Linked DNA regions of Homo sapiens: region 1 is linked to region 2. A link is a contact called in ENCODE Hi-C data. All regions are on one chromosome and are shown on one strand. Each heading gives the region's core, a stretch centred on a gene start or an enhancer-like site at or near the end of the contact. The rest is flanking DNA. Distances are from core to core; before and after follow the strand shown.

Region 1 (2,700 bases), core at 170-2,669, 300 kb after region 2:
GGCTCACGCCTATAATCCCAACAGTTTGAGAGGCCAAGGCGGGCAGATCACTTGAGATCAGGAGCTCGAGACCAGCCTGGCCAACATGGTGAAACCCCACCTCTACTAAAACTACAAAAATTAGCTGGGCATGGTGGCACATGCCTGTAATCCCAGCTACTCGGGAGGTTGAAGCAGAAGAATCGCTTAGCCTGGGAGGCAGAGGTTGCAGTGAGCCAAGATCTCTGTACTCCAGCCTGGGTGACACAGTGAGACTCTTGTCACACACATACACAAGAAACATATATTCTTGTTAACTGTAGTCATCCTAATAGTATAGAACACTAGACTTATTCTTCCTATCTAGCTGTAATTTTGTATCCTTTACAAAATCTCTTCCTAACTGCCCCCTTCCCCCTAGCCTTCCCAGCCTCTAGTATCCTCGAATCCACTTTTTACTTCTATGAGATTAACTTTATTTAGCTTCCATATATGAGTGAGAACATGTGGTGTTTCACTTTCTGTTGCTATCAGCCTGGGTTTTAAGAGGACAGAGGCTCAGGGATGTAGGTGGTTTCCTGTGAAGACTCCAATCCTTTGAATAGAATCCATGGAAGCATACTTGTGATGGCCTCGTGGCAGAAGATGATTAAAACTGAGTTACACACATGAGGATCAATAAACAAAGATGACTATGATGCTGGATCAGATTTCTGTGATGTTCTCTTTTGCAATCTGCCAAATTCTCTGCTCTTCAATAGTTTCTCTCATGGTCAAGGCAAGTGAATGAGACTTTCCTGGATAATAAGTTTAGTATTTTCTGAAAATGAGCTTGTCCCGATGATGGTCCCTGTGAAATGCCTCTCCTTGTGAGTCTGTTCTCTCATCACTAGTAGGAATGTCTAGGTTCTGTATCCAGCCTAAGAACCTCCAAAGGAACCTCCTGGAAATCTCACCTTGTAAGTTAACTTCTCAGCATCTAACTCCCATGTGTGCAGGGAGACCTGTACAAACCATTGCCATCTGAGGAAATGGCACCACTGCTCCTCAAGCCAGAAACTTGGGCATTACCCATGACAACTCCTTCCCCTCACCACCCACATCCGACCCATCAATGAGGCCAGTCAATTCGACCTAACAAATCCCTCTTGCATCCAGTCATTTCCTTCAGGCCCACTGCCATCACCCTGGTCCCTCCACTAAGCACTTTGGACATACCTTACTCTAGTTCATTTCCACTTTGTTTCTATCTCATATTTGTATGTAATTCTAATGTTTTCGGTATGTGTGTGATTGTGTCTTCTCCAGATTTCTTCTGGATCTTCCCAAGGTGCTCTACTGATCTGACAGAAAACACCCTTCAGAGTGCCCTGAGTGGCTGCCAGTCCACAGCTAGCCAGTCAGGAGAGGACGGCATGTGCTTGTGTCACTGTTGCCAGCCAAGGCGTCTGCTCAGGCCCTCTCTTTGCCTTCCTCAATAAAGAGCTATTTTACAACCTTTGTACTAAAGAGAGAAGAAAATAATCAGACTCCCTCTTTGAGAAGTGTTCTTTGAAAATGACTATCCATATAAGCAAGTAGTTTTAAAAAAAAACTCTTTCAAACATGTTTGTATCTTTGGCCTTTTGGAGGAAGATGGGGAGGGGAGACTGGGGAGGGAAGACTGGGGAGGGAATAGCTGACTGGCAAGGTTGTTCTCATCCCCACTGCTGGTGAGGCATTTGATTTCATAAGTATTAATCAGAATCACTCTTGATTATAGCAAAAACAACCTTTGCTATAATTTTAATGCAATTAACTAGAATATATGGTAATTCTGAGCAATCTTGCTCTTGAGATTAAAGAACAGCCTGCCAGGAAACATACGAATAAAGCTTTAAGATCAAAATTTGCATAATTAGGTTTCTTCCCTGCTCTGCCCACCCCAACCCCACCCTCTCTGGCTATGCTAAATTCTGCTTAAAGGAGATATTAAAAGTCAGCAAGCCTACTGCCTGGGCTTCCCTCCCAGGCTGGCATGTTCCTCTGTGAAAGCATGTTTATGTTCCGTGCAACACAGCTCTGATGGACTAACAGACAGCCAAAGACAGGCGGACGAATTACAGAGTGCACAGATTTTAAGCCATACTTCCAGAGGCTGGAGTAAACAAGTCACAATGCCTTCATGGTACTAAACTGCCAGGAAGCAGTCCGTACAAAAATGAGCCGGGCATTGTGGCATGTGCCTGTAATCCCAGCTTCTCAGGAGGCTGAAGCAGAAGAATTGCTTAGCCAGTGAGGCAGAGGTTGCAAATTTGTCATCCTGCTCTGTGGAGGTATCATACTAATCAATGCATCAAACCCCAGAACTACAGGTTTCATATTCAATGTTTTAATGCCTGGTCACAAAGGATGTCCTCATCACATATTCCTCCCTCCTCCCAGGCTCAGGAACTGCTGCCACCAGAAAGGCTCCACCTCCTACACCCCTCCTTTAACAGGGGCTGGGACAGCCAGAGCCACTGTCTCACCCCACTGCACTGCACCCCCCCATCCTAGCAGCCCCAGAATCCCTAACTCTCTTGGGAGAGTCCGCCTTGCTCCAGGAGGGAAGAAAAGGCAGCAAGCAGTTATTTTCCTGTATAAGGGACAAGCAGAACTGTGCACATACACTCCTGAGAAGAGGGGGAATGCGAGGAGTGACGGGAGCACTCGCACCCATCTGGCACGCTGGCTGAGGGC
Region 2 (2,700 bases), core at 134-2,633:
GAGTGGGTTGGGTTGGATTCTGGATGGCTTTGTTACTCTTCTAAGAAGTCTAGACTCTTCAATAAAGCATATATATATGCATATATAAATGATATATGAATATATGTGTATATGTGTGTGACTATGTAGAAACACACGTACACATATACACTGGTATCAGGTAAAATGCTGTTTTTAGATGCTGGAGAACTAACACATACAAGAGAAAAAAAACAGGTCATGATAAAGTCATCCTATTTACTCGAACTGCTCGCGTATAAGTATTATGCAGTACAAAGAATATTATGCTCATTTTTCTATGTGCCAGGTTGTCTTTTCTTTTTTTAATTTTTTTGACACGCAGTCTCGCTTTGTCACACAGGCTGGAGTGCAGTGGTGCCATCTCAGCTCACTGCAACCTCTCCCTCCCGGGTTCAAGCGATTCTCTTGCCTCAGCTTCCCGAGCAGCTGGTATTACAGACACCTGCCACCACGCCTGGATAATTTTTGTATTTTTAGTAGAGACGAGGTTTCACCATGTCGTCCAGGCTGGTCTCGAACTCCTGACCTCAGGTGATCCGCCTGCGTTGGCCTCCCAAAGTGCTAGGATTACAGGCGTGAGCCACCGCGCCCGGCCCAGATTGTTTGTTTTATTTGATTACACAATGAATTCTCTTCTTGAAGTTTGCCTTTCTTCTCTTTTTCCTGTCCCTTTCTTTTTACTGTATCAATAGTTGTCTGACCCAAACCTCAACAAGTAGAAGGAATTTTGGACTGAAATGTTTCCGTTCACTAAGTCTCAATTGCGTTCTTGGAAAGGTGCTGGCACAGCTGAGGGACACCCCAGCTGTTAGTTGAGTTTGTGAATTGCAGATCCTGCCCCAGAGTCAGTGAAATTTCTTTTTCCCTTATACTATCTCAACTTTACGCAGCCAACCCTGTGTACCCAATAATAGCTCAATTTAGTGGCATCCGCTAAAGTCTTGTATAGAGAAGTTTTCCCTCTGGATTTCCCCTTTACTGAAGAAAAATGGGGAGACCCAGACAAGGGTCCCGGGACTACGCTTCCCAGCCGCCTCCGCCCGGCGCCCAGTCCAACTTCCCTTACAGGGATGGCCCCTGGCATCTTGGCCCCGCCCATCCCCAGCACCATATTGCGAACTACAATTCCCAGCTGCCTCCATGCGTCGGACCCTTCAAAATGGGCTTCCCAGCAGCCTCTCGGGCGAAGAGCCCCGCCCTTCGGAGCTGCTCCCCAGGTCGACCCGGCGCACTCTTCCTGCCCCCTGCCCCGTCACGTGATGCAGTCCCGCCAACCGGCACGGGGAGGCGGGCAGCGGGCGGTGGCCGGGGGCGGGCAGGCCGTGGGGGGCGGACCCCAGAGGGGGCGGAGCAGGGCCCGGCAGCCGAGCAGCCTGGCAACGGCGGTGGCGCCCGGAGCCCGAGGTGGGTGCGCGCTCACGGCTGGCCTGGCTCGGAGCCGGGCACTGCGGGGACCCGTGGTGAGGGGATCGGGAGGAGGAAGTTGGGACTCCTTGGGCCAGCGGGTCGCGCGGGGCCTTGCCGCACCGTCAGGGTTGGGTGGGGGTTTCGTCCAAGCGCCGTCGCTGTCCCCGCGGGGCAGGGCTGAGGCCAGGGAGCAGCAGGCAGGTACCTCCGGCTTCCTCCCGTTCTCCCCGCCCAAGGTGGCCGGCCGGCGGCGGGCGAAGGTCGGGACGGGGGTAGGGGTTGGCTGGCCGTGGAGCTGGGGGCGGACGTCTCAGCCACTGCCTGGACTTTGCTTCCCCGTCCCGGGGCGGTGAGTGGGCCGGGCGTCCGCCCTGCCTCCCCGGCGACGCTCCGCGGCTGGTCCTCGCCTTGGCCCTCCGCACGGAGCGGGCGTCCGTCGCATCCCCGGTGGGCCCTGCGGAGCGGCCGCAGCCCGGCACTGGCCGCGAAGCCTCGATGGCCGCTCTCGGCCAGTGTTTCTGTGTCATACACGAGAGGTTTATCTGCTTTTGCAACAGTTGAGGGAAGATCTTAGAGGGAACGGTTAGTTCCCTGATACGCAGTCGGAAGTATGTACAGGCACGAGCAAGCGCCCGTGGCCGGGTTGCCTCCCTTAACTGTCTTTTGCTGCGCTCAGGAAGTGAAAACTAATTTTAGTATTTGCCTAAGCAAGTAAGAAGTGAATCTGCTGCAAAAATTATATTAGAGCTTTATAGACGCACGCATCGTTTGAGGCGAAGTGGGTTGCGACTGGTTTTGAAACAGATACACCAGATCTTCACAAGAATAAAATTATAGCATTTTAGAATTGACTGGCATCCTGAAGTTTACATTGTTCATTTGTTTCCTGGATGGGGGAACTGAGGCCCAGAGAGGGTAACTAATATGTCCCGGGCTTCAGGGCAACTTAATGGCAAAGCTAATATCACAAGCCAGCTCTTTGGGGGTATCTTGGTGTCTGTCTAGTCTGGATTCTTTTTACCACAGCTCAGTATTATTCCTTGTGAAATAAGCACCTTAGAGTCTTGAGACTGAGCCAGCAATTTTGCTAGACTGCAAACCATTTTGAATTTCCTTCAAAATCGGTTTACCAACCAAATAAGACAATCAGGCCTGTTACTTTGCAGACACGTTTGCCTTCATCCAACATATATATTGGGCACGATCATGTATTCACCAGATTTGATTCTGAATGGCTTTTGGCTGCTTCACAAAATCAAATCTACTTTTCAG

What was found. Hi-C counts contacts between places; a loop is a spot of excess contacts on that map. Pooled maps may share reads with other maps.
Region 1: a map with no recorded cell type shows a loop between it and region 2 (3-fold over the local background). The contact joins the enhancer-like site here to the promoter of MTM1 in region 2. A Hi-C loop is called at or near these places in 5 of 37 single-sample maps with no recorded cell type and 8 of 50 pooled maps.

Annotation. Positions count from the first base shown.
Region 1 is chrX:150,868,259-150,870,958 of GRCh38, forward strand. The region is part of intron 1 of CD99L2 (CD99 molecule like 2); the gene reads right to left. Among named protein-coding and RNA genes, the nearest start is that of CD99L2, 29 kb to the right of the region's middle. Within about 2 kb of position 1,420, at least 4 of the 41 ENCODE cell types and tissues checked have a DNase peak (open chromatin) inside an H3K27ac peak, as active enhancers do.
Region 2 is chrX:150,567,238-150,569,937 of GRCh38, forward strand. It overlaps MTM1 (myotubularin 1), which reads left to right and starts at 1,384. Exons shown (of 15, transcript NM_000252.3): 1 at 1,384-1,425. RefSeq lists a silencer at 1,186-1,865.